Regions from separate parts of the Homo sapiens genome. Here region 1 is linked to region 2. Evidence: read pairs that join two places in POLR2A ChIA-PET (ENCODE). Cell type or tissue: MCF 10A. All regions are shown on one strand. Links, peaks and the distances in the headings refer to the core of each region. The heading gives the core; the rest is flanking DNA.

What was found. Peaks named below come from ENCODE experiments on the same cell type or tissue, not always from the same donor. Only the 100,000 strongest peaks of a DNase experiment are listed, where the experiment ranks them.
Region 1: POLR2A ChIA-PET joins it to region 2 with 5 read pairs; 4 of 35 experiments call an interaction of 5 or more read pairs at or near these places.

What each region holds. Positions count from the first base shown.
Region 1 is chr18:9,112,916-9,122,441 of GRCh38, reverse strand. NDUFV2 (NADH:ubiquinone oxidoreductase core subunit V2) reads right to left here. Exons shown (of 8, transcript NM_021074.5): 2 at 4,539-4,604; 3 at 3,054-3,116; 4 at 2,852-2,968. It overlaps NDUFV2-AS1 (NDUFV2 antisense RNA 1), which reads left to right. Exons shown (of 3, transcript NR_110772.1): 3 at 986-1,177. Among named protein-coding and RNA genes, the nearest start is that of NDUFV2, 15 kb to the right of the region's middle. RefSeq lists an enhancer at 8,545-8,794. In MCF 10A, for the core only: no CTCF peak of the experiment used is centred there; a DNase peak (open chromatin) is centred at 5,031.
Region 2 is chr18:9,051,060-9,060,585 of GRCh38, reverse strand. No RefSeq gene overlaps it. Among named protein-coding and RNA genes, the nearest start is that of NDUFV2, 47 kb to the left of the region's middle. RefSeq lists a silencer at 5,007-5,116. In MCF 10A, for the core only: no CTCF peak of the experiment used is centred there; DNase peaks (open chromatin) are centred at 4,775 and 5,085.

The DNA.
Region 1 (9,526 bases), core at 2,466-7,465, 62 kb before region 2:
AGTATAATTTCAATATTGTCTCAATTTGGTAAAAACAGAAAAGTTCTTCAAGAGCAGAAAACATACTTGTCTTGGATAACTGGGAGATATAAACTCTTCAATTTTTGCAGACAATGTACTTACACTTAAACCATACAGAGCCCGAAAGTTAATGGAGTTAACAGCACTTCCTCCTTCTACCCTACTTCTCACCTCTGTAAAAGGATATTCTTTTTCTCTAAATCTTTAAGTATTTCACTATTAAGAATTTCTACTTTGATCATGTCAACTCACATTTTATAATCTGTCTAAATGGCAAAAAATTGATGGCCAAACCCCAATAAAAGAAGCAATTAGATTTTTTAAACTCTCACCAATTTTTTCCAAACAGCCTACATACAAATGGTACAGCAACAGAAAAAAAGGTTGAAAATCAAAGCTCACTATTGGCCCATATTTTAAATATGTAAACTCAAAATTTTATATCTCTACATATATGTATACACATATTATCATACACAATCACACACTCCTCTCCCAGAATCCAGCACACTACTTCTATTTCATATCACAATACTCTTTTGAAAGTTGAATCATATAGTCTAGTACTTTCTAACCCTTCACGTCAAGACATTAATAGAAAACAATTGTTTTGACATTCTGGTGTTCAGGACTAAGGGGATCACTAACTCAGCATCTTTTCTTAGGGCAAGTCTGTTAGGGAAAACGAGGATTTCTAGCTGTTTGCCAGGGCTGGTCCTTGTCTATCGTGATTTATAATTCTGTCTACAACTTTCTAGGTGACCTATTATCATTAAGACTTACTATCTGGCATTCTTAAAAATTATAGATATATCCATATTCTAATATAAAAGAAGAGCGGGCATTTCAGACAAGTATGTTAACTTTCTCATATTAGGAATTCTAAAGGAAATATATTCTCAAAAGACATCTAATCATGGCTCACTTGTGACAGATAAAGTAATTGTGCTATTTCATTCGGCAGTTCTGAATCAAGGACGTATCCCTGAATCTGGGGAGCTCTCTATCAAAATATACATGCTGGAACCCTACCAAAGGAATAATAAATCTGGAATGAGGCTCTGACTGTCTAATTAGGAAAAGACTCCTTCCTGGAATTCTGCACATCTCCCTACACCTTAGTGACGGTTAAATAAATAATTATTAAGCTTCTGGATATTTTTTGTTGTAAGGTTAGGTGTTTCATGGGTTGGGGGGAGGGGCAGTAACATTAAAATAAAAGTCCCAAATGTAAAGTGCAAAGAATCTTGAGTCTATTCCCTATACCCTACACTTCCTGCCTTTCCCCCACACAAATCCAACCCTAAATATAATAGGACAATATATAAATACATATTTTTTAAGAGATAGGGTCTCACCATCTTGCCCAGGCTGGTCTTAAGCTCAAGCAATCCTCCCACATCAACATCCTGAGTACCTGGGTCTACAGGCATGCACCACCATGCCTGTCTTATTTTTTAAATGTTTTCACTTTCAGTTTCTTATTTATTTTTATTTTGCTCTGCTAACGTGCCACTCAGCAAGATTTCCAACAGGCTTACCATTACTAAAAATATGATTTTTTCAAAATAATAACATTATAATTAGAAACATATACCTAAATCATTATAAAGTTGGCTATTTTAATTTAAAAAAATGTTAAGTAACTTCCCAAGAAATACATAATTTATCGAAGAAATAACCACCTATGTTTACTCAGGATAGTAACTCACTAAACTTGCTTTATAATATTTTTCATAGGGAAAAACCAGTGTTATAGTACTATACAATGCAAATAAAATAAAATATCAATAAACTAAATCTAAAATTTGCATTTAGGATTCTATTAGATAAATTGAGGACATTCCTATTCTCTCAGAAAGATGATTGTCTAGCCTAAGAGTTATAACCAAATTAAGTTTAGAAAGTGGTAAGAATGAAGTACAACAAAATCTCTGTTATAGTCAGTCAAGTAGAAAATGCACTGATTTAGAAATGAATTCAGTCCTAGCACTACCGCTCAGAAATCATAACTTAATAATTAGAAGAGGTCTACCTGGTTCAAAACTTTCATTGCCAATGAGGAAGTTCAGAGAAAAATCAGGTGTCTTAGTTCTAAGTCAAAAATATTTTCCATTATATAACACAGCTTAATGGTTATGTGATTCTCATCAGAATCAAATAGTATGTGGTTTGTGTATGGCACTTTATAAATGATATGCTGTAATACATCACCACACAAATGTAGTTATTTGTATTAACAGGATACGAATAAACTTGAAATTTGTATTACTGCTCAAAACTATTAGGAAAAATGAATATTATATGAATAGAGTAACTTTGAATAAAATGGGTCATCCATAGCATTTCTATAGGTCGTTGATTCCAAAGTAGCATAATCAAATTGTATAAATATCACCTATTATACAGATTTTTCTTACAGCCTACAGCCAAAGATGTAAAATATTAAAAATTTTCATACTAGTGAGCAGATCTTCTTTTCTGTAATTCTAGTGTTTAAATATTACATTAATTTTCAGAATATCTTGACACTAAGTTATACACATTTGGAATCTTTTATCTTTGACCATTTCCTTCAAAAGGAAAAAAAAAAACACATACCCTCTTTCACCATAATGCCTTCCTTATTTCCTGCAAGGTTAGAAATCACCTCTATGCATTAAGGGAATGAACAAAAACACAAAGACAATTCAAGGAAACATACAAATGGCTAAAGGGCTCCAAAATCCTAGATTCTGACACTGGAGATGATCAGAGTAATTTCTATAAAAGGAAATTATCATACACAATCTCTTCTCTTTTAGAACTAAGGCAAAAATGAATCCAGTACCTTGTTCATAGCAGAGATGGGCAACCACCCATTCTGCCTTTGGGCTAAATCCAGGACTGGAAGAACAGCTGCTGCTTTATGGCCTTCTGGATAGTTTTTTACAATTGCCTCTATCCTCTGTATAAAAGAAAGAACATCATTTTATACATCTAGAAAATATTACCTATTTGGTAAATTAATTATAATGTTAATTTAGCCATACCTTATAGTTTTCTGGTGTGAAATCAAATGGAGTATCAGGGTTATTCTCAGGAGTATCTCTGTGCTACACAACAAAAACAGTTTTTCAGACTTATCCAAATTCTCTCAAGTGTGAATGACACTGTACATTACTATACTATTACTTATTGTTTAATCTCTCCATTTTAATTCCAACATGATATATACCACCCTATCCTTCCATCAAAAAGAATGTCTAAACACACATTTGATAAGTATGATTACCAAAGTAAAGTTAGCAGAATTTAAAAATTTACAAAGGACCATTTAAAGAATAAGAGAAGTACCTTTAGGACCAAAAAAACCCAAACAACAAAAAGTGTTATCCAGCTTCATTAGAGAGTAAGATCTTCTGATAGAATTACCAAAACATTACCAATTATTGGAAGCCTTTATGAAATTAAAACACAAAATTTTAAATGTGAACATATGTGTATTTTCCCAAAAGCAAGGTTATCAGATTGTCAAAGGGATCTGGGATCCAAAAGGGTTAAGACCCATTACTTTAGGAGGGTACAAAAGGACCATCTTAAAAAAAAAAAAAAAAAAAAAAAAACAGCACCATCTCTTTCCCACGTTTTCCATAATAGCCAACAGCAAGAAGCTTTATCTCTTCTTAAAAGAGCAGAAGCAGGCCCTCTTCAAAAACTGACAAGAAATGGCATGTCAACAGGAAATCAAATGAGTCACACTGAGATTAACACTTACGATCAATTAATGTTATGTATGTGTGGTGAATACAGAAATGAATCTCTTGATATGTTAACTCTCGGAGTTCTGCTTTTTAAAGGACATAAGCCAAAAGAGGAAAGAAAACAGACACTCTGGACAATGATCTCAAATATGTGGCCAATTTGATGCTTGATATATAGCAGGAAGCTACTTCTTACACCACTAACTCTAAATCATCACACAAGTCCACTATATTGCCTTTATACTAGATTAATCCCTGAAAACAGCACCTTGTCAGAAAAGGGAGATATAATATCTTATCCTTTCCAAATTGTGCAACTAATCTGGGGAGTTCACAGACTTCTATTTATAGTTAAAACTCCGGAAACTAAAAATATAAAGACCAGCTGCTAATCTAGTTACTACATTACTAAAATCCATGAGTTTCAAACTAGTGTCATTTTGGGATTCAACAAGTTACAATCTCCAAACTCTCAGTAAGCCAACATGACTGAGAACCCAAAGTGTGATGAGAATCAGGTTAGGGCTCACACAGTAATTTCACTGGAAATAAATTCTTATTCCCAGAGTTTTCCTGATACTAATTTAAACTCATGAGGTTCAACTGGAACCAACATCTTTTGAAATGTAGTAAATTCAATTAGCTGTATGTAAATTCTCACGATGACCATCATATATCAAAGACAATGGTATTTAAGATATTTTGGATTTTTACAATGGATTTACCCCAATTTCCAAGTCTTTTCTTTCCAAAGAAATCTAAGTAATTACTTACCACAAATAAAGCTCCTCCAGCTCCATTTTGCATAACTGTCTTATGCAAATTCCTTACATGTCTTCCCTAAAATTTAAAATTTTAAGAAAGTTTAGTAAATCATAGCCTTAAAAAATTTTTCATAAAGAAATACTTTAGGATTCATAATTTACAACAATGGAATCAACTTATAAAAGATCTTAAGAAATATGGTATTCTACCCTATCCATCTCTATTTCAGGAGAGTTATTTTACAAATGGAGATTCAAAGCCAAGATTCACCCACCTAACATCACACACACGAGTCAATAGGAGAACCAGGACAACCCAGATCTGCTGACTTGTGTACCTTCCTGCCACGCTCTGCTGGCATGCATTTGGAGAATTAATGTACTATTAACTTCTTGACTTTCACTTTTGTCTGAATCAACTTGGATGCCAGCTTTCACTTAGTGTGAACCTTCATAAACATGTTTTCATTCTGTACAAATGAGTCATATACTCTGTACAAATGAGTCAACTGTATCCTCCTTCCTTTTCAATCCTTTACTAAATTAGTTCTGAAACTCCAGCCGTAAAAAGTAGTTTCTGGCCGGGTGTGGTGGTTCATGCCTGTAATCCCAGCACTTTGGGAGGCTAAGGCAAGGAGATCACGAGGTCAAGAGATCGAGACCATCCTGGCCAACATGGTAAAACCCCATCTCTACTAAGAACACAAAAATTAGCTGGGCGTGGTGGCGCACGCTGGTAGTCCCAGCTACTCGGGAGGCTTAGGCAGGAGAATCGCCTGAACCTGGGAGGCAGAGGTTGCAGTGAGCCGAGATCGCGCCACCGCACTCCAGCCTGAGCAGCAGAGCAAGGCTCCGTCTCAAAAAAAAAAAAAAAAGTAGTTTCAGAAAGCTATTTATGATGCTATGCGGACTGACAATGTTCAGTTGCTTTGGAAGGAATCTGATTATTCTCTCAGCTGCATTTCATTTCTCTTTGCCCTCTTGCTCCTACCCTCCACTCCTACCCTGTCCCCCGCCCCCAAGTATTTCAACTACTGTTCTGGATTCCTCCAATTTCTGAGTTCTACTAACCACAGACGGCAGAACACTGGCTGGGTTAAACCAAGCATGGAACTAGCAAAGAGTTGGACAATTCAAAGGCAAACATAGAAGAAAGTAAACGGAGTAATATAACACAATAGTATATTTAACTTTACCCTAGGTCCAAATGATATTTCAGTTGAAGAAATATTAATAAATAAGTTTACATGGAACATCTGCTTTAATTAACAAGAAAAGACTAAGGTACAGGATGTGAGACACACGTACAAAAGATGGGAGTGATAAATATCAATTTCAGGATAATTGGAAGGCAGGGAGGGATACAGTCAGAGGTGCACAAGGGGGCTTTGATTGTGTTGGTTTTGTTTTGAAAAATTAACTGAAACTAAAATTTAGAAGACAGTCACTGTCATCTTAGCTCAGAAAATTTTTTTAATCGAGTAACAATTTTTGAGTAACATCAGTGAGTTACTTAACTAAATTCTGAGAGAAAAGACTGTATACTTATAATAAAAGGATTAATTTTAAGAGTAGGGAAAGTATTCAGTCTTCTCCTAATTTCTGAACACTAACATTTTCTGTTTATTGGCTTTTTATCCACTCCTTGCAGGCTGTCCTCAGGGCTCAGTTCACACTCCTATCTTCTTTTCTCTATAAAGCCTTTGCCTCTGAGAACTCATCCATTAACTTGACAGTGATGAGTCTTAAATCTTACACACATTTGATGACAAGAGGCTAATAGCCTGAAGAGATCATAAATGCACTTAAAAAATGAGTAAAGATCATGAACAAAAGTTTCACAGAATTCAAACTGCTTACTAGTAACTAAAAACATACAACTTAAAATAACATTACTAGTTATCAAACTACCAAGTATCTTTTTTCTTTTAAGATAGCATTCCATTCTGTTGAGCATATAGAGAAACAAGCACACTTAAAAATTCATATAGCCTTTTAGAAAGCAAATTACCATGATATATGGAAAGCCTAAATAAGTGTCTTTTTTTTTTTTTGGAGACGGAGTTTCGCTCTTGTTGCCCAGGCTGGAGTTCAATGGCATGATCTCGGCTCACCACAACCTCTGCCTCCCGGGTTCAAGCGATTCTCCTACCTCAGCCTCCCAAGTAGCTGAGATTACAGGCATGTGCCACTACGTCTGGATAATTTTTTGTATTTTTAGTAGAGACGGGGTTTCTCCATGTTGGTCAGGCTGGTCTTGAACTCTCGATGTCAAGTGATCTGCCCGCCTCAGCTCCCCAAAGTGGTGGAATTACAGGCGTAAGCCACTGCGCCTGGCCCCAAGTGTCCATTTTTTAATTTAGTAATTCTAACCTAGGTATTTTTCCTGCAGTACAAAATGAGGATAAAGCTTTACATGAAAACATGTTGTTCCTATTATGTTTATTGCAGCAAAAACACAACCTAAAAACCCAATCTGAGCAGGTTTTAACTAAATACTAATAATTCTGACACTAGAACGTTATGTAGCTAACAAAAATATGTCGTAAAAATAATCATGTAGAAACTGGAATCAGGGTTAAACAAAACAAAAAAAACAAAAATGCATAAATTATCATCCCAATTACATTAAATACAGACACTGATTAAAAGACTAGAAGGCCATAAATAATTAAAAGTGCTTATCTCTTATTACGATGTTAATGAAATAAGGGACTCTTATTTTACATTTTTTATATTTTTCTCTATTTTCCAAATTTCCTATTAGCATGGATTAACTGGCCAAAAAAATCCTACTTAAAATAAAACACTCAGCAGGTATAAGAAAAACTTATCTCTATTGTAAAACCTATTTCTCCTTCTAACCTCCTTGTATATCAAATTAAATACCACCAAATGTCTAAATTAAAATAGCTTCCATTTTGGATTAATATTTGATCCCTTTCTCATTAATCCAGGATCTGTCATGTACTTTTACTTAAAATAAAAATATAGAGATAATCTTGAAAATTATTCTTTAGGCTTATGTTGCTACATATTGGAAAATCTATTCTGAGGCATTCTCTTGCTGACTTGTAAAGCTCTGGATACGCACATGAGTTCACAGACATATTTCTAAAAGTGGTTTGAAGTCCAAATCGTTGAAGACAGACTACTGATTGAGAAGGGTCAGGATAAAGTAGCTAAACTCTAGGAAAAAAACAGACTTTCAGATTTTTTGTAGTTGTTGAGGCCTTGGGTTTAGATTACCATTCTGCCACTTACTAACATCTGACCTAGAACAACTCACTTAATTTTTTTTTAAGCCTCAATTTCTGTACCTATAAAACAGGGTTATCTTCTTATTGGACTATTTTGAGATTTAAGTAAAGTTTCTCTGAAAGTACTATATAACCTGTAAAGCATTATCACCTGCTTAACTGACACAAGGATAAAACATTTAATAACTAAAAAAAAAAAAAAAAAAAAGATCCAAACAACTGCATTTTAAAACTACACCTATTTTTAAAAAATTGTGCTGTTAGTTGACTTTATCAAAGAGTTACTGTCAAACACAACATACTGCCAATATTCTTGCATTTGCACATAATTATTTTTTCTTTATATCCATATGTATAATGCTTATACTTTTTCTAGTAAAATTATAATGTATTTGATGGTTAAAAAACCATCTACTTCTCCACTGAAATTAATTCATAAATTTCTCTTTTAGTTAAAGAAAGTGGGGAAGGAGGAAGAAATAGGCTGGTAGAAAGATTTCCATGGGTCTTAGGTTTGTGCATTTGGTGAGCAGCAGCACTGAACAGCTTTTGTTTAAGACCATCTTTTCTATTATTTTTGTATAAAATACCTTCTCCTGGGGCAAAAGTTGAGTGAGTTTTCTTACAGACAGGGTTTCCCAAGCTCAAGGTCCCTTAGCAGTGATGCACAGCACTCACCTAGGCTGTTCCATGTCACTCCCATTGTAGCAGGACAAGCCACAGACAAAACCCCTCAGACACTGAGAAGGAAGGGCTTTATTCAGCCGGGAGCTTCGGCAAGACTCTTGTCTCCAACAACCGAGCTCCCCAAGTGAGCAATTCCTGTCCCTTTTAGGGGCTCACAACTCTAAGGGGGTCTGTTTGGGAGGGTCGTGATCGATTGAGCAAGCAGGGGGTAGAATGGAACAGAACAGGACAGGGATTTTCACAGTGCTTTTCTATACAATGTCTGTAATCTATAAATAACCAATTAGGTCAGGGGTTGATCTTTACCAGGCCCAGGGTGTGGCACCGGGCTATCTGCTTGTGGATTTCATTTCTGCCTTTTAGTTTTTACTTCTTCTTTTTTTGGAGGCAGAAATTGGGCATAAGACAATATGAGGGGTGGTCTCCTCCCTTACCGTGAGATATGAATGTCAAAGGGAACTGACATGAAGTTCATGCTGCCTACTGACCCAGGATGCTGCCTCCTGCCAGCATCCATGAAACTGAGGCAGGTTAACTTGTTAGCTTACAAATGGGGTAAAATTTCAGATCTGTCAAAGTTCTTAAGAAAGTCAATAAAATCTAGAAATGTGCCAGTTTCCATTTTTTACTGCTTTTTCTATCAAAATATCTCAACAGAGACATCATAAAAGAAACCAGTAACAGCTGCTGTCTCTAAGGAGAGGAATCAAGATCTGGAGTGGGAAGAAAATTTAGTCTTTACTGCCAGGCAGAATATTAAACACTTTCCATGAAATACATCTCTTAATGCTCTCAAGAAGCATTAAATACCTATCAAGTACCTATGTACCTATGAAGTACATACTGTTATTATTCTGTTTTTACAAATGAGGAAACAGGCTCTGGAGCTGAGCTTTTAACTGTTTTGTTGTATTGTCTCTCCATATGTAGAGTATTTATGGAATATTAGATAACAGTGATACATCCCACTTTCAGAGGTGTTAGAATGTGGAAAGTTAGAAGGTGGGATGTATCATGGGTTAACATATATAATATATGCAACATATATTTT
Region 2 (9,526 bases), core at 2,717-7,716:
CCTGTAATCCCAGCACTTTGGGAGGCCGAGGCGGGTGGATCACGAGGTCAGGAGATCGAGACCATCCTGGCTAAAACCGTGAAACCCTGTATCTACTAAAAACACACACACACACACACACACACACACACACACACACACACACACACTCACAAATTAGCCGGGCTTGGTGGTGGGTGCCTGTGGTCCCAGCTACTCAGCAGGCTGAGGCAGGAGAATGGCGCGAACCCGGGAGGCGGAGCTTGCAGTGAGCGGAGATCGCACCACTGCACTCCAGCCTGGGTGGCTGAGCAAGACTCCGTCTCAAAAAAAGAAAAAAAAAAGGACAGTTCTAATTTAGAAACGTGCTAAATACCTGAAGATCTGCAAATTTATTATTATTATCATTATCATTATTATTATTATTTTGAGACAGAGTCTTGCTCTGTTGCCCAGGCTGGAGTGCAGTGGTGCAATCTCGGCTCACTGCAACTTCTGCCTCCCAGGTTCAAGGGATTCTCCTGCCTCAGCCTCCCGAGTAGCTGAGATCACAGGCACGTGCCATCACACCTGGCTAATTTTTGTATTTTTAGCAGAGATAGGGTTTCACTGTCTTGGTCAGGCTGGTCTCGAACTCCTCAGCTCAAGCAATCTGCTCGCCTCGGCCTCCCAAAGTGCTGGGATTACAGGTGTGAGCCACCACACCTGGCCCCAAATTTATTGTTTATACTATATGCGGTGTAATCCTTCTTCCTTCTATTGGAGCCCATCTTTTTTGAGTTGATATCAATGATGAAAAAGGGAGAGAGTGCATGATGGCGCTTGTCTGGAACCATTGACACAAAAAGCACACGGATTAATCAATACTGCAGCAATAGGCTTGAGTGAGATACAGGGAAATCTCATTTTCCCACCAGTGATTTCATCAGTGGTTTATCCTGTGGCCCCTCTAGCTTCTTCAGCCCTCTGGCTTGCCAAGTCTGTTCCTAGAGGGATGAGGAGAGGGTTAGTTTGACACACTGTGACAAATGTTACATAAGTACCTGATGTTGATAGACATACTCTGTCTTTCCCTTGCCCCCTTAAGAAAGTAGAAGGGTCCCTGTGGCTCATGCCTGTAATCCCAGCACTTTGGGATGCTGAGGTGAGAAGATCACTTACGCCTGGGAGTTTGAGACCTGGGCAACAAAGTAAGATCCCATCTGCGGAAAAAAAAAAAAATTAGCCTGGCCTGGCATGGTGGTGCACGCCTGTGGTCCCAGCTCCTTGAGAGGCTGAAGTGGGAGGATTGCTTGAGACAGGAGGTTGAGGCTGCAGTAAGCCCTGATCATGCCACTGTACTCCAGCCTGGGTAACAGAGCAAGAACCTGTCTCAAAAAGAAAGTAGGAAATACTTAATTCCAATATTTTTTATCCCTTTGAACTACACTGCCATCCCCAATAGGAAAAGATAAGAAAATGGAAAGATGATGAAATTGAAAGATGCCAGAAGCCATTTTGATAAGAAGTAGGAAGCTCTGTACTTCTATACATATATAATACTCTTATTTCACAGAGTGTATTGGCTGAATTTTTAAAAATCTTTATCTTCCCCCATACAAAATAGCCTGTCTTATTTTAATGTGCAAAATTTCTTATTACTCCTCTTACTCACTGTTCCAAGCATTTCTATAAAAGGACAAACATGATATCTCAAACTGAAGTCTACATCACTGACTTCCAAATTAGATTCTCATTATTTCTATCCTCTTCTGCTCTCATGTCTTACAACAAAAAATGCATTAATTGCAGACAGTCTCTGAATCAGGCTCCTGCAATAGGGTTGGTGAATTAATGGAAGTTTCCGCATCATTTAAAAAACGAAGAGCACTAGTACAAATTCATTGTTTCTACAGCAGGGATTTTTGTGGGTAATCATTATCTGCCTGAGTCCAAAGACAGAGATATAATTACATTCTTCTCCGGGGAATGGTCTGTTGAGAAAAACACTTCCAGCTTTGTTGCTGAGAAGCAGCATTAGGGCTGGAAAAAAAAAAGAAAGAAAGAAATACCGATTATCATGTGTTCTGGAAGGGAGGGACTGATGGTCTGAGAAGGAGGCATGTACACTGCAGGTTTTTGAGTAGAGAAATGTTTCCTCTAGGTCCTGAGCTTTTTCTATGCATTCCAGACCATCCCTAGGTTGTGATACTGGGTAACCAAACAGGCCTATTTTTCAGGGTACCCGAACAGCCACGTATCAGCTCTCCAACTATAGGGTTGTCACTGTGCTGTCCACTACAGGACATAGGAACTTCCCACATCAGCCATGTGTTGTTTCCCATACAATGGGTGGGTTTGGTAGCTTGGTGAATGACAGTCCAATGACCAGAACCAAAGAGGATTGTTAACAAGGGGATTTTCTTACTTGCAACAGATAAGAACACCTGGTCCCAAAGCAGTACCTCCCGGGACTGGGAGCTGGATCTAGTTTTTATAAGCAAAGGGTAATGAGGCATGATCTCACTGGATCCTGCCATGGGGTGACGCCACAGCTAGATCTGATTGGATCCTGGATCCTGCCATGGGGTAACGCCACAGCTAGATTTGATTGGATCCTGGATCCTGCCATGGGGTGACGCCACAGCTAGATCTGATTGGATCCTGGATCCTGCCATGTGGTGTCCACTTCTTAATCCAGTCCCCTGCCCTCAGCCTGAGCACTTAGGTTCCCCCTGTGATTCTTGGTTCATCTGGGCATGCCCAGGTCACGTGACCCAAGGGTCCAGGGCAACTGAAAAACAACCCACAACTTTGTTACATAAAAGATGAATCAGATGGGTCTGGTGCTATAATGTGACTATGGAACCTGAAATATGGCTACTTTGAATTGGAATGTGTTGTAAATGTAAAATACATTTTGGATTTCTAAGACTTAGTACAAAAAATATATATAAACCATCTCATTAATTTTTACATTGATTACATGTTGAAATCAGAATATTTTGGATATATTTGGCTAAATAAAATATATAATTAAAATGAGCTTCACCCATGTCTTTTTGCTTTTAAAACTGTGGCTACTATAATTTTTTATTTTTTTGGGGGGACAGTCTCACTCTGTTGCCCAGGAGTGCAGTGGCACAATCTCAGTTCATTGCAACCTCCACCTCCTGGATTTGAGCGATTCTCCTGCCTTGGCTTCCTGAGTAGCTGGGACTACAGATGCTCACCCTCACGGCTGGCTAAGTTTTGTATTTTTAGTGGAGACAGGGTTTCGCCATGTTGGCCAGGCTGGTCTTGAACTCCTGACCTCGAGTGATCCCCCTGCCCTGGCCTCCCAAAGTGCTGGGGTTACAGGCATGAGCCACTGCGCCTGGCCTGGAAAATTTTAAGTTAAATGTATTTCTGTGGGAAAGCACTGCTCTAGAAATTCAGAACAATAGAATAATTGCATGTCAGGGAGAAGGAAAACAAGAAAAAAATAAGTATGCTGACTTTTCTTCCTCTTCTGGGTCCTGAGGGAATTAGAGAAGAAAAATATATCTTATATCTTAGAATTTTCGAGCTAGCAAAGCCATTAGAAATGACTGAGTCTGATACTTCTCAAAGCAGAGAACCTATCAGCTTCTGAAAATAATTCATAGATGGGGAGGAGTCCTCAGAACTCAGCTTGAGAAGCTATGGTGGCATCCAGCGAACTTACTTTGTAGATGAGGAAACCAAGACTCAGGGAGTCTAAGTGGCATAAGGGCAGCCTGCTAGTCAGTGGAGACCTACGACTAGAAACCAGGTCCTCCCTTCGCCCGCTCTCCTCTCTGGTACCCTATGAAAATGTTTACTTATTTATCTTCTTAATAAGAATAACAAATAACAAAAATTTCGTGCTTTTATTTTTAAAAACATATCAGTACTGCGCATATAGAAAAGTGATATTATCCAAATAAATGTCAAGTTCAGTTCACTTCCTTTCACTCAACTGCCATGACACTTCCATATTTCCCTTTTATTCCAAATATCTTAAGATCCCCTTCGGGGCTTTATATTCTATTTTCTGCCACCCTGATGAGCCTTAAAAAAACCTCATTTGGATAGCTGCTTCTCTGGATCTAGACAGGATTTGAGGGGATTATATTTCCTTTCCAGATTCTTCTCCTTTTCAAATTAATGTTTCCTCTTTAAAATATATACCCTCAACCTATTCAAAGTCTTTTCTTCAGGATGGCTGTTAATAAAACGTGTCTTGTAACAACAGTGTCTATGGCCTCCCTGCAGCCAACTCAGCTCACTGAGAGGCGGCCCTCTATAGTACACTCTGATAAACTTCTTTAGTTTCCTTCTATTGTAGTACCATATTTCCTTAAAAAAAAATCAGCCGGGCGCAGAGGCTCACGCCTGTAATCCCAGCACTTTGAGAGGCCGAGGCGGGCAGATGACCTGAGGTCAGGAGTTCGAGACCAGCCTGGCCAACATGGCAAAACCCTATCTCTACCAAAAATACGAAAATTAGCCGGGCGTGGTGGCGGGTGACTGTACACCCAGCTACTCAGGAGGCTGAGGCAGGAGAATTGCTTGATCCCAGGAAGGGGAGGTTGCAGTGAGCTGAGATTGTGCCACCGCACTCCAGTCTAGGTGACACAGCAAGACTCTGTTCTCACAAGAAAAAAAAAAAAAAAAAGAAAAGAAAAAGAAAGAACATTCCAGGAATGCTCCAATTGTGTTTTTGCTGTACTTTTTGTCTTGCTTGGTGTAGATGAAGCCCTGTAGTGGATACCTGGCAGGCTTTGCCATAGTGTTTCCTTGGTCTAAGGAAGTTCAGCCTTGCACTCAAGTTCTTCACCCCTGGGGCAATTGTGAAATTGACTTTAGTAATTAAAAGTTCTCTTTTATCTTTGTTTACTCTGAATGCTTTAGAATCATTAAATACAAATATTAGAACTGTCAGTGCTCTTTAAGATAATCTACTTAGCCCACCAGTACTTTCTCTTTCTGTCTACAATTGAAAGAAAAATGAGATTTTGGAGTCTCTGTGATTACTTTGCAGAAGAAAGCTATTATGAAGAAATAGTCTAAGGAACTAACTCATGCCAGGTAAGTCAGTGTTTCTGTTCATTTGGTGATGACTAATATTGGCATTCATCTGGCTGTTGTTAAGTGTAACGATTTAAAATTATTATATTGTGTAACCAAAAGATGGCAGTACTCCCTCTTCCTGTTTGGTTTTAGGACAAAATGGAAAGGTCATTTTGTTCTTACTACATTTTTCCCTTTACTCACCACAAAATGAAAATAATGAGTAAAAGTCACATAAGCAAATAAATAAAATATATTCCCAACCTCTTTAGTACAACCCTAATTACTTGATATAGCCATATCTATGCAAAAGAATGCAAGTCATTTTCTTTTCTTTTCTTCACTTGGTTTACTTTTCTAACAGTAGATGTTTGCTTCTATTTGGAACATTTAAAACGATGGCACCAGAAACCTCCATGATCCTTCTCAAAGGAGAGAGAACATGTCAGTTTCACTGAATGGTAGTTCATGTCCATACATGCCAAGAGAATATTGGACAAAAGCAAAATGCAGCAATAGTGATAGTTTATTTTCTGGTCATTACATTTCCCAAAATTATTACTCCACTCACCCTACCCCATCTTTTCTGAGGCATCTATATTGATTTATCCTTCAAATTCCAGCAATATTTTTATTTTATTTATTTATTTTCTTGTGAGATAGGCCACTAGACAAGTAATATTCTATCTAGAATATTACAGTTACACCTAGACCAAAGCTCTGTTTAAATAGAAAACCATACAATTTGGCATTGCAAATAAATAATTTGGCACCTGATGGCACTGAACTCCCTCAAAAATAATTATTCTAATTCATTCTCTTTCAGGTGGCTACATACAAAGCAAAGTTGTGGACATCTGTGTTGACACATTGTATGTTGTAGTCAGATGGGCTTGAATTCCTGCCTAGACCTTGCTAGGCACTGTGATTTGGAGCGAGATGTGCAACTTTGGGCAAGTTTCTGCCTAAGAAAAACGAGGATAAAATATCTAATTCTCAGGCTTGTTTTGAGAATAAGGTGAAAAGATATCTATACTGTGCCTAGCAAACAGTAGGCACTCAGTCAACCTAAGCCTACTTCTTTCCTATTAAGAAGACAAACATGTACATCCACTATTACTGTCAGCTGCTCAATAGAAGAAAATAAATAGGCTATATGTCTATAAATATTCTGTTCCTTTAGGAACAAATATTTAATTGGTTTACATGTTCCACATGGACTATTGTTGAAATCATTCATTCAGCAACTTCTATAGCAGTAACTAACATTTACTGTGTGCCAGGGCCTTTCTAAATGTCTTTACACATATTAACTCCTTTTCCTCGCAGCATCACCAAGAAAAGATGCTATCATCCCTATTTTACAGCAGGAGACTTGGAGTCACAGAGCCGTTAAGTCACTTGTCTGAGGTCACACAGCTAGATGAAAATCCTAGGATTCAAATCCAAGCAGACTGCCTCTGGAGTCTGGGTTCATAACCATTATGCCATTGCACATCTCTGAAACCACCTTTGCAAAAGTTATAATAGTGAGAATACTATGGCAGTGAAAGAGATCTGACTTAACCAACTCCATCTTGCCTGTAACCTCCATTCCTGGGTGTGGGCCAAGCTAACTTTGGGAGAAATCTATCCTTAAAGCAAGGATGATAATATCCCTCCCCAAATTAAACTGCCTTAGTAAAACTAATGAAAGGCCACAAGGTTAGGGTTATGAGAAGAATCTGAGTTCTGCAAAGATGTAGGTATAGTTAAAGAATAACCAGTCATTGTTCTGGTGGTCACAAGATTTGTAACTTCTCCAATTACTCCTATAAATAACCTCTACTATTGTAGAACCTAATATTGGCCTTTGGAGATATCTTTTCAGACTTTAGCTTTTCTGATGACCAAGATGACTCCATTTGGACTTATGACTCAATGGGTCCTGTGGCCCCCACCCAGAAGCAGACTCAGGGCATGAGGACCATTTTCCACATCCCTATGATTGCATCCCCAACCATCAGCAGCACCCATTCCCTAGCCCCCTGCCCACCAAACTATCTTGAAAAAACCCTAGCCTCTGAATGTTTGGAGAGGCTGATTTGAATAATAATAAAATTCTGCTCTCCTGTTTAGCTGGCCCTATGTATCTTGAACCCTTTCTCTATTGCAATTCCCTTGTCTTGATACATTGGTTTTATCTGGGCAGCAAGTGAGAAGAACCTGTTGGGCAGCTATAGCACCAGTTTCCCTGCTGAAAAAGAAGAGGAAAAGTACATTGAAAGGATGTTTTTTTCTCCTGATGTTTGGAGAATATGAGGGACCTTTACTGTTGAGATGTTAACTCAGCAGAGAAAAAGGGGGAGTGGACAAACAAGAATGTATCTAAAAATGGTGAGGGCAGCAAAGAATTATGTCAGAACTGTTGGGAATCCCAGTACTAGGAGATCTTCCATCCTGTGGCTGTGAGTTACCGTGGATATTTCTCTTTGTTCATTAAGACATTGTAGGGACATTTAGTATTCTTCAGAAGCCTCAGCTCTCCATTTTGCCATGGCAGTTATTAGTTCCATTAAAAGGTGAAGGCTTTCAGAGTGAATGAATTCTCCTTCCCTTACAGCCAGGGAATGAGCTTCTCAGGTATAAGATAATATGGCATTGTTCCATATTCCATTCCCAACCCTGAGCTAAAGCTAGTGAAGGTGGTAGACTTTCAAGGTCATTTAGACCCAAAACATTCACTGGGGCCCTAGTTTGCATAGTCACAGGTCATCGCTCTACCCCTTTTATTACTAACTTGTGGATATGAAGCCCACCATGTTTCACCATATTCTGCCACTGCCATCCAAAATCCCAATTTTCCTGGTCTTCCAGTCCCTCCTTCTCCCAGCCCCTACTGCTGTGCTTCCCCTTGTTGTCAACCTCCTGTCTTACACTTTCCAAAGTGTTTGCTGGACTTCCTATTCCACTGTAAAATCATCCTAGCCTGCCATTTGCCTTTTAGCATTAAAAAAATTGAAAAATGTTACTTAGTCAAATGTACTGAGTTATTTTCTCAGTCTTTCCTCCCATTGTTTTTATGGTTAAGAAGTTAGTAAACCACTTTTAAAACCTCATCACCCATCTTATAGAATAGTTTTCCCCACAATAGGTAGCTTGGGTGGTTTTAAGAGCCAATAGACACCAGAGTTGTGAAATTTGCAATTCATATTTAAATTTGACACTTAGGCACTTAAGTAGGTTTTAATATTTATATAGTAGGTCTAAATATTCATATAGCCTGGTTTACATATTATATAGCAGGTCTAAATATTCATATTTAACGAGAGCAAAACTCCATCTCAAAAAAAAAATCAGATATTGTGAGACTTACTCACTACCACGAGAACAGTATGGGGGGAATTGCCCTCATGATTCAATTCTCTCCCACTGGGTCCCTCCCACAACATGTGGGAATTATGGGAGCTACAATTCAAGATATTTGGGTGGGGACACAGCCATACCATATCATTCCATCCCTGGCCCCTCCCAAATCTCATGTCCTCACATCTGAAAACCAATCATGCCTTCCCAACAGTCCCCCAAAGTCTTTTTTTTTTTTTTTTTTTTTTTGAGACGGAGTCTCGCTGTGTCTCCCAGGTTGGAGTGCAGTGGCGCGATCTCGGCTCACTGCAAGCTCCGCCTCCCAGGTTCATGCCATTCTCCTGCCTCAGCCTCCCAAGTAGCTGGGACTACAGGCGCCCGCCAACACGCCCGGCTAATTTTTTGTATTTTTAGTAGAAACGGGGTTTCACCGTGTTAGCCAAGATGGTCTCGATCTCCTGACCTCGTGATCCGCCCGTCTCGGCCTCCCAAAGTGCTAGGATTACAGGCGTGAGCCACCGCGCCCGGCCTCCCCCAAAGTCTTAACTCATTTTAGCATTAATTCAAAAGTCCACAGTCCAAAATCTCATCTGAGACAAGGCAAGTCCCTTCTGCCCATGAACCTGTAAAATCAAAAGCAAGTTAGTTACTTCCTAGATACAATGGGAGTGCAGGCATCGATAAATACACCCATACTGAATGGGAGAAATTGGCCAAAATGAAGGTGCTAAAGGCCCCATGCAAGTCTGAAATCCAGTGGGGCAGTCAAATCTTAAAGCTCTAAAATGATCTCCTTTGAATTCATGGCTCACATCCAGGTCACACTGATGCAAGAGGTGGGTTTCCATAGTCTTAGGCAGCTCCATCTCTGCAGTTATGCAGGGTACGGCCTCCCTCCCAGCTGCTTTCACAGGCTGGTGTTGAGTGTCTGTGGCTTTTCCAGGCACATAGTGCAAGTTATTGGTGGATCTATTATTCTGGGGTCTGGAGGATGGTGGCCCTCTCCTCACAGCTCCATTAGGCAGTGCTTCAGTGGGGACTCTGTGTGGGGGCTTCAACCCCACTTTTCCCTTCTGCACTGCCCTAACAGAGGTTCTCCTTGAGAGCCCCACCCCTGCAGCAAACTTCTGCCTGGACATCCAGGCATTTC